Regions from separate parts of the Mus musculus genome. Here region 2 is linked to region 1. A link is a loop called in an ENCODE intact Hi-C map of the cell type or tissue named here. Cell type or tissue: heart. All regions are shown on one strand. Region 1 overlaps Cnksr3 (Cnksr family member 3). Region 2 overlaps Cnksr3 (Cnksr family member 3).

Evidence for each region. Hi-C counts contacts between places; a loop is a spot of excess contacts. Peaks named below come from ENCODE experiments on the same cell type or tissue, not always from the same donor. Only the 100,000 strongest peaks of a DNase experiment are listed, where the experiment ranks them.
Region 2: a loop joins it to region 1, with 2.9 times the contacts of the local background. A loop is called at or near these places in 1 of 42 quality-filtered maps.

The regions. Positions count from the first base shown.
Region 1 is chr10:7,116,684-7,121,683 of GRCm38, forward strand. Cnksr3 (Cnksr family member 3) reads right to left here. Exons shown (of 13, transcript NM_172546.2): 13 at 2,379-3,903. The coding sequence ends at 3,605. Among named protein-coding and RNA genes, the nearest start is that of Cnksr3, 93 kb to the right of the region's middle. In heart, no CTCF peak of the experiment used is centred here; DNase peaks (open chromatin) are centred at 1,898 and 3,726; H3K27ac peaks cover 1,157 bases.
Region 2 is chr10:7,185,948-7,190,947 of GRCm38, forward strand. All of the region lies in intron 1 of Cnksr3 (Cnksr family member 3), which reads right to left. Among named protein-coding and RNA genes, the nearest start is that of Cnksr3, 24 kb to the right of the region's middle. In heart, no CTCF peak of the experiment used is centred here; a DNase peak (open chromatin) is centred at 2,124; H3K27ac peaks cover 961 bases.

The DNA.
Region 1 (5,000 bases):
TAAAATTTTCAGCTACATCTCTAGTACCACTGTTTGATTATAACATCTGGCTGGAGCAGTTACATATTGAACTATTTATGATTTACTTCTTTATGTTCCAGCTGTGACATCCTATCACATACTACCTGGCAAATGCTTTTATGTGTGCATCTACTATCATCCATGATTGCATTTGGTGATTGTCGTGATGTTATAAAACAAGGAGGACTTTAAGCAAAACAAGATCCTCTAAGTCTAAATCAATGTGAGCAAAGCTCATACAAACCCACAGGGCCTGGAGGGGTCTGCAGTGATCCTCTGCAAATACATAATGACTTCCAGCTTAGTGTTTTTATGGGATTCCTGAGTGTGAGTGGGTCTCTGATTCTTGTACCTTCTCTGGGCTCTTTTCCTTCTGCTGCTTTGCCTTGTCCAAATTTGATGTGATAGTTTTTAACTTAAATCATATTTTGTTAAAAAAAAAAAAAGAATGAATGAATGAATGAATGAATGAATGGAAAACCTAGCCACTGTCATTCTTACCTGCTGGGACAGGGACAATCAGTTTTCTCCAAGAGTGACACTTGGACAGGCTTCATGTTCAGGAGTAGTTGGCAAACATACAGTGGACTCTACAGGTTTTGGTGTGTGTGTGTGGACACTTTTATTTGACTACAGTGTGGTGGGTTGGGTTCATTTGTTATTGATTTTCTTTTTTTGGTTTATGATTGTGTTTTTGTTTTTTTTGTTTGGAGCTTTTGTTTTTGTATTTTTGTTGTTGTTGTTCCTTGAGAAAGAACTTAAAGTTGGGTAGGTAGGGAGTGGGTAGAAGATCTAGAAGGACTTGGGGAAGGAGAACATAATTAAACATATAAATCTTTAAGATGTTTAAAGTAACACAAAATAAAATAGAATTTAAAAATGTTTAAGTGAAAAACATTTCTTTAAAGGGGAGGGGGGGGGGGATGAAGCCAGGCAGTGGTGGCGCACACCTTTAATCCCAGCACTTGGGAGGCAGAGGCAGGCGGATTTCTGAGTTCAAGACCAGCCTGGTCTACAGAATGAGTTCCAGAACAGCCAGAGCTATATAGAGAAACCATGTCTCAAAAAACAAACAACAACAACAACAACAAAAGTGTGTATGGGGGGTGATGGGGTAGGGTCAGGTTGGACAGGACTAGGAAGTCACCAGGAAGTTCCTGTGCGCACACATGCATGTGCAGACCTGTGCGCACAGACACCGAGTTCCTTCCTTGGCTGCCCTTCCATCGTACATACTGAAAGCTGATCTTTCACTGACCCAGAACTTGCAGACTCCAGCCAGTCTAGCCGACCAGCCTGCTCCTGGGATCCCTCATCTTGACAGCCTGGGAGTGCAGGAGGTGTAGAGTTACCACACCTGCAGGGATCGGAGGGATCCAAACTCTGGCGCTTTCCTTGTTCAGCAAGCTCTTTATATACCAAGATATCTCCCCATTTTGAGGAACTACTATTAGCTGTTGCTATATATTTCAAAAGCAGAGTTTTACAAAATCCTTTAGCAGCGATAGAGTTTTTAAACATAATTCAGGTAAAAACCTCAGACGAAAATACAAAGAAAAGAGACATTGTGGAGGCTGTAGAGGAAGCCAGAACTTTCCCTGGACTTCCCCCAGAGCTTCCAGGAAGAGTGTGGGAGGGAGGCACCATCTGGTGTAATAATTTGAGTTGAGCGCTGCAGACAAGAGTTAAGTCTGAGTTCTGAGAATCCATTCTTAGGACGCTCCTTCAATTTAGAAGAGACATCTGCAGAGAAAAGTGCCCATCACACTAACCATGCTGTCCGAAGCTCTGCACACCATTAAGCAATGGGACTGTAACCATCTTCCAGACCAGAGAGTCAAAGCAAGCATCGTGTCTGGGCACAGAGCCCAGGTCAACAGGAAACTGGCAGGGGCCAACGCTCCTGGAACACAGCTCCTTCCTTGCCCTTTCCTGTACTCTGCTCACAGGCATGCGCTATATACTGAATGAATCACCACAGAAGCCTCTTCAATCCTGTTTGTGGGGGCTGCCCTCCCACCCCCCACCCCCAGCCAACAGATTAGTTTCTTGAAGTGCCCCAGACACTGCTGGGAATATGTTGTTGTAAGTGTAAAAACAATGACACTGGCAGAGGTGGCTACTGTGCCCCTTAACACTGCCACAGAGGCATTTAAGATGGGGGGAGGGGAGGCCTTACTAACTCCAGTCATCCTGCGCACTGCACTTCAGGCAGGTCACTGGACAATCCCAGTGGTGAAGTATGTGGACGCTGGGCTTCAGCTCTGCCTAGGAATACCTTGGAACATTTCTTTTCTGTAGTGTCATTTACGTTTGTTTCTTTCGCTCCTCTACCACAAATTCATAAAATCCCAAATGCTTGGAAGAATTTATTTCCGTCTTTAATATAAGTGCCCACACTGCCAACGGCCAGGAGTGGGTCACTTGTAAATCTGAAACCACGTTGAATACTCTTTTTCCTTGGGTTTCACATATGACACAAAACAGAAACATTTCAATTATGTGTGACTAAGAGTAAGAAAAATATACAACTCTATTTAAAACACTTAAATTAACAAGATAGGGCTTTTTCCACTCTAGCAAAATATTGTACATTCAGTTTTAAACAAGAGTTAATATGCAGACACACATTTTCAAAATACCTGATCCTAGTTGAAAATCAGTGACGATGAGGCTTTCCAAGATATTTCTAATTAGCAAAAATGTGTACACCTGGGAAGGACTGTAGGTTTCCCCCCCCCCCCCTCGAACACAGACATCAAACAGATCAACACTGCAAACTGACCAATGCCTCATAACTCTAACTCTGGTTGCTTCTGCTTCCTGAACAATACACTTTGGCTGTCAGCAAATCTTATAGCTCCTTTCCCATATACAACTGCAACACCATTCACAAAAAGCACACACTTCTTTGCATATGCTAAGTTCCATCAAAGCGTGCTCGTGAATTTGTGTATTGGCTCACCTACATGGAGGCTGTTACTGAAAGGGGGGTGGGGGGGTGGCTGGGCGCGGGTAACAGCTGATCTGTAGGTAAAGAAAGCCCTGCTACAAAGAGCCTCACACACATCATTCTGTGGCGGACGCTGCCATACTTATAAATATGTTCTATAGCTTTAAAAATCAAAGCAAAGGCTTTTCTCCTTTGGCTTTTTCAGATGCAGAAGTTGGACCACAAACTGACTATGGGTTTTATCTATGCGACAAAACCCATCAATTTCAGTCCCCGCTGTCCAAGAAAACAAAAGTGAACAATTTTGCCAATTCCTGACATTAAGTTGTCTGACCAACACCACACTTTAAAGAGCATGTCTCCATGTTCCCACAGTGGGACGGCAGAACTAGGCAGGCTGTGCCATGTCTGTCCTTCCTTCTGCCTCCACAGATGGCACCTAAGATCCACTGGATTTGATGCCCTCTGGTTGACTTGAACACTCCAGGAACAACAGTATACAACCTTAAAAAAAATGGAATGAAGTAAAGTTGCCACGGAGCACTGTGGAAGGAGTCTAAAGAAGCTGTCCACTGAGGAAGAAGGCACTTGCTAGCAGGAGACAGGCAGGAAGCTGGTGGAGCAGCCACCTCAGTGAGTCAACAGCTTGAGGCGAGTCAGCCAGCTGACCAGCAGCGACGGCTCCCCAGAGGACGCCTTGGCCGATGAGGAGGCTGATTTCTTCTTGGAACCTTCCTCCTGGAATGGAATGGTGGCACTGCTGTGTAGGTCGGAGTTGATGTAGCACCTGCTCCCTCGGATGTAGTCCGCACCTCGGACCAGGTGCCGCTCAGTCAGGGGTCTAGAGAACCGGTACATAGGAGAGGCACTTTCTTCAGTGATGGGTGTGATCCGCTCATTGCTGAAGTACCGGCAGAGGGCATCTTCCCCTGTTTTCAAGCAAAGACAAACTATCAGGACAAGAACCCCCAGATCTAACACCACACTGCCACCAAACACATGCATACCCAGCTCTCTGCCCTGCAAAGACCTATGAAGGGCTTGGCCCTCCAAAGAGAACCACAGGGGTTTGCCATCAGCGTTATGATGGTTCGATGAGAAATGCCAACACGTCTCCACTGCCAACTTATGTACTGACTGTGTATCCTCAGTGGCTGCACTGTGCTGAGAGCCTTTGGGAAGTGAGGCCTGACTAGAAGACACTTCTCACAATGGGTGGTCCTCTGCAGGCCATACCCACTCGCTCTTACTGTAAACATGGCTCGAAGCATCGAAGCATCGAGCAAGGGCCGCCCCACAACTTGAGTGCTGTACTGTCTTAACTCTTCTTTCTCTTCTGGGTTAGTTATGCTCGCCCTTTTGAGTTAATCCTCAGGACACAGGAAGAACATAGACAAATTCTTCACCAACGTGTAACCTAAGTAGCCCATAGCAAGGGATAAGGCAAAACAAAGACTTGAAAAAGATGAGCATCTGTTTGTAGCTACAGACAGAGCCTCCCTGGTTATTAGACAATCCACAAAATGAAGCCACACACTGTTCCCTGGGGTGATGAAGTACCTTGAGATGTTCTCAAGGTACACTGACCTCCCCATCAAAGGCTTTGGGGTATCAAGCTGAAAACCCATTTTAAGAACTGTCCTTTAAAAGAAAATATAAGCTTGTGAAATGGTTCAGTGTGTGTGGACACTTACTATCAAGTTCAATTCCTGAAACCCACGTGGTGGAATTAAAAAACCAACTCCTCGAAGTTGCCCTCTAGTCTCAACAACCATTCTGGCACCTATGTATTTACACACACACACACACACACACACACACACACACTCATACAACACACACAAATGCACAAGCATGCATACAGCACACACTCACACACAAACATCACACACACAAGCACACACACTCTCACACACCACAAACAAAAAACACAAACACACACAAGCATGCATGCACTCTCACACACCACACACAGACACCACACACATGCACACATCAGACACATACATACATATATACACACTTG
Region 2 (5,000 bases), 69 kb after region 1:
TTCATAATGACATCATCTTCATAATGACATCATCTTTATAATGGCATCACCCTTACACCATGGTTTTATGCATGTCTGTGTTTTGCTATTCTGAAAAGAAACAAGGCCACAGATCCTGTGTACCTCCAAAGCATGGAAGGAGAAGAACGACAGCAGGTGGCTTGCAAACTGTAAAGCTGAGAAGGCATGGAGCCTCTCTGTCTCAGCAACAAGGACCAAGGTCATGACAGCATTCCAACAGCAACTGCTACTCTAGGGATAATTGTCATTACATGTCAGGGTGTAGCCAGAAATGTCAAGTTCAGGTCTGCTGGCGCTTGGCAAACTCAAGTACACAGGCAGTTTTAACAATTTGTCATCAGATGCTTCCCACGATGTCTTAGCCCCGACAGTGATGATATAACGCTCAGTCCTGTTTCCTGCTCCCATCCTTGGTCCCACTTCTCAGCAACAAAACAGAAAAGAGTTACCTTGCTCTCCCTCTCCCCACACTGTGTGTGTGCGTATGTGTGTGTTTGTGTGCGTCTGTGTCTGTGTATATACATGTGTGTATTGTTTGTATGACTGTATGTATGTATGTATGTATATGTGGCTATGTATATGTGTACATGTGTCTGTGTCTGTGTATACATGTGTGTCTGTATGTGTTTGTTGTATATCTGTGTTTGTGTGTATCTTTGTGTATATGTGTCTGTGTGTCTGTGTATGTCATGCAATTGAATGTACCTGTATATATGCATGTCTGTGAATGTGTCTATGTGTGTATGTCTGTATATCTGTGTGTGCACATGTCCATGTCTGTGTACATGAGATCAAATTTTGATGTCACGTGTCTTCCTTTCCATTCTCCACCTGAGTTTTTGAGACAGTCTGTCACTGAATCTGGAGCTAACCAACAGGCTCAACTGACTTGACACCAGGCCCCAGGGATACCAGTGTCTCTCCCTCCCTAGTGCTGTTTTACAAGAATCTGCTGCCATGCCATTGTGTGTAGGTGCTGGATCAGACTTAAATCCTGCTAGACAAGCACGTCATCACCGAGCCATCCCCAACCCCCTTGAGCAATCTCTCTTTAAGGAGTTGTATGAAGCAGTCTTGGGGAGAACAATTCCCTACATTCCCAATGCTCCACGCAGATCTCAAGGATGGCCCTCAAGCCACCTTTCACATAATAACCTGGCATACAAATCAGTGGACATTTTGGGCAGAACTGGCATGAGGCTCAATCTCTTGCAGAAGGTCTGTTCCCCCTTGTCAAACTGACCCAAGAGTCTCTGCCAGGTGCCAGCCAGCCTGCCATAAAACATCGAGTCCCCTGTGCGCATGAGGTGGGCCCCCACCTGCTTCAGAGAGGCATCTAGATCGCCACACAGACATCCAAATTATGGATAAAGTTAATTAGATACTCTAAAATGATTTAGGTTCATCTAAATATGGTGACGGGGAGAGCTTTAAGACAGAGTGCAGCATAAAAGTAGCCCAGGGTCAGATGCAAGCTACACATCAATCTGTTTCTACAAAGGACAACAGTGATGCATGGGTGAGTGGGAGTGGGCACAGGGATGTCTGGGCGGCTTGTTCTCAGATGGGGATTAGCAGGGAGGGAAGGGGGCTGTCTTTTCCAGCCTATCTGCAGCTATGTTGTTTTTACAAGAAAGAACCCATGGGTATACAAGATGGTTTAGCAGGCAAAAGCAAATGCTGCTATACCTGGGGACTTGAACTCAATTCCTGGGCCCCACATGGTGGAAGCAGACAATTGAGGCCTGAGAAGATGTCAGGTGACTCCCACATGCATGCAAAGGTGCACACACACACACACACACACACACACACACAAAACAATGTTATTGTTATTTTTTTTAATTTTTAAAGAAAGCACTTCTGATCATTTAAAAAGTAGGAATAAAGTCTACAGGCAACTGAAGAACAAAGGCAGGGAGGGGCCAACATCTGAAAACAAATCACATTCCACAGCTCCAGACCGACCGTTTAATCAGAGGCCTTCCAATTGACATCCCTGGTTGCTGAGCGCTATGTGAGGCTGCACCTCTGCCTCAGCGCCCCTGGCAGCTGTTTCCTATCCTTCATCCTGTTTCCTCCAAGGCCATGGAAATTTCAAGGTGGTTCTTTCTGCTCCCAGAAGCTAAGTATGCAAGGCTGCATCCACACCTTTAACCGCCCAGGCATCTTGGCTGAAGGACAGGAAGTCCCTCCCTCCCGCACAAATGCTTCTGTGGGAAGGACTTTACAGGGGTTAGGGCCAAGGGACAGGGAGAGCAACGAACACAGTTGGGAAATGGGGAATGACCCAGTGAGAAATATCCTGAACATGGGGTGGTCCTAATCTCAGGTCCACCGCTCCATCTGGTCATGTAACCCCTAGGGTAACAGTCCCTTTGTACTGTAAAATGCAACAATGTATTCACTTTTTTGTTTTGTTTGTTTTTTGTTTTTCGAGACAGGGTGTCTCTGTGTAGCCCTGGCTGTTCTGGAACTCACTCTGTAGACCAGGCTGACCTCGAACTCAGAAATCCACCTGCCTCTGCCTCCCAAGTGCTGGGATTAAAGGCATTAGCCACCACTGCCCAGCTATAAGACAGCATTTGGGGTGGATGATTTAGGCATCCATCACTTCTCAAAATCATAGTGGTGGGGAGATGACAGGGCTGGACTTCCAGCCACAGAAAAAGTACCCTTTCTTACATTTCCCAAAGTCAAGAAAAACCCAGTCTTCCTAACAGGTAGGCTTACAGTTCAGAGACTTAAAAAAGACTTAAATCCTAGCACTCCCTGATACCAATGTGCCTCCACTAACTGGACCTTCTTTGTCCTTCATGATCTCACTCACATACATGCATACATCACACACACACACACAGAGCGAGAAAAGTGGGGGGTTGTGGGGAGATGGCTGTTGAGATGTTTCCCACTCTATGGGAAATCATAGCTGAAATCCTGCTCTGGAGGCCACCACTTCAATCAAAGATGCCTTACAGAACATCTAAGTCTGCTGTGGACAGGCAAACGGGGCTACATTTAAGCTCTTCACGGAACCTCAAGCTTCCCAGAGTAAACCCCAAGCCTGGGCACTGTATCTTGCAAGCTTGGGTTATTTCTGTCAGTTCAGTACTCACTCACTCTTACACTCACCTAGCCCTGAAACTCTCCCCTTCCCCGAGGCTGGTGCCTCTGACACCAGGAGGGATGCTGGTAAGAACAAGGCAACTCCCTTTTGCATAAACAGTCCTTTGAAAAGCTGGCAAGGTTCTGTGACTTGGGAAGGGAGGGATGTGACTCTGGTAATTGAGGTGCAGTGGCCACTGGCATTCTCTGCTGGCAGCCATTCCCACAGGGCTTATAGGCGCTGCTCTTACGAAATGACTTGTTGGCTGGCTTCCTTACTTGAGTTTGTCGAGGGTGAACATCTTCCATGTGAGGTTGCTCTTTCAGGGCCATTACTCAGCGTTGTGCATACTACACAATAGACACACCCAAATGCCACTGTCACACAATGGACGCACCCAAATGCTGCTGTCACAAGCACCGGTTATCAAGAGCCTTGGTGAAGCAGGAAGTGGGTGAGTCTTGGGTACTGACTCAGATAAAGCCAGAAAATATGGCCTTGCAGGGCACCTGAAGTGCCTACCTCCCCTCTGCTGTTGAGGGCGTTCAGTGCGTTGCCCACCAAGAGAGGCAGCCGTCAAGTCTCAGGACATTCATGGAAGAACTGAGAGAAGGCATTTAAGAAGTCACTGACCGTTCCCCCCTTCTCCTTGAGGATGCTAAGAGGTAGGCTTGGCCTCCCTTCTCAGTGGCTCAGCACACAGCAGGAAGTCAATATGACCTGATATTCTCTCTCCCATTGCTCTCTGAGATATGACTTACTATCCATGAAGGGTAGGGTATCCTTGTTCACTGTGAAACCGACGCTGTCCGGTTGAAAGAGTGAGCTGGCTCTGCCAGGACAGAGATGCAGCATACTAAGAAGCCCTTTGAGTGCCTCACTCGACACTCAGCACAAGCCACAGTGACCCCATGAGTCCAACTTAAAGCACTGTGCGGCCTGAGTGGCGTGCCACATACAGATGGGGACAGTAAGGACAAGAATATGGGGACAATGAGTAAGGACAAGAATGTCTGCAGCTACTATGCCAAATTGGCACACCCGGCACATAACCACTGTGCAATACTGCAGCAGCCACAGAGAAGGCGGGGTGGGGGTAAGAAACAGGAGGAAGACTGAGCAGAGGGAAGGAGACAGACAGACAGAGAGACCGGGATGGGGGTAAGAAACAGGAGGAAGACTGAGCAGAGGGAAGGAGACGGACAGACAGAGAGACCGGGATGGGGTTAAGAAACAGGAGGAAGACTGAGCAGAGGGAAGGAGACGAACAGACAGAGAGACCGGGGTGAATTAGGTAATGTATTTTCTCTCCGGAATATAGCTTAACTACGCCTCTATAGCAGGTAATTAACCACAGTCCTCTGATGTATCCTCCACCCCAGCAACAGTGACAAGCTCTACCTGTACACAATCCCCACTCTTGCTCTGAGACTTCCAGGGCTAACCTTAGGCAGCAGCCGAGCAAGCCAAAGGTTTTCACCTGGCAGGCCTTGAGTTGATTGATCGCCTGAGACCATCCTGAACCATCTCAAGAACCAAAGACAAGACTGTCGACATTGGAGGTGAAAGCGAGTCTCAACTGGACAATAAAAAAATAAGAAATAAATAAATAATCAAGTTAATCAAGCAGAATATGGGTGTGCCTAGCTGAGCGCCCCCTGCCACACTGAGCCACTCTCTAACTCTGGGAGTCTGTAAGGAAATAGAATGGAGGCCCACATAAGGTAATCTGTTGTTACAAGAAAATTAAGAGAGGCTTATTGGCTTCTAAAACATTGTAGCTACACAATTTCCACCAGGAATGATCATTATCTACAGAGCCACAAACCTTCTAAGGAGCTCCAGTGGCAATCAGATCATTAGGAAGGTCTGC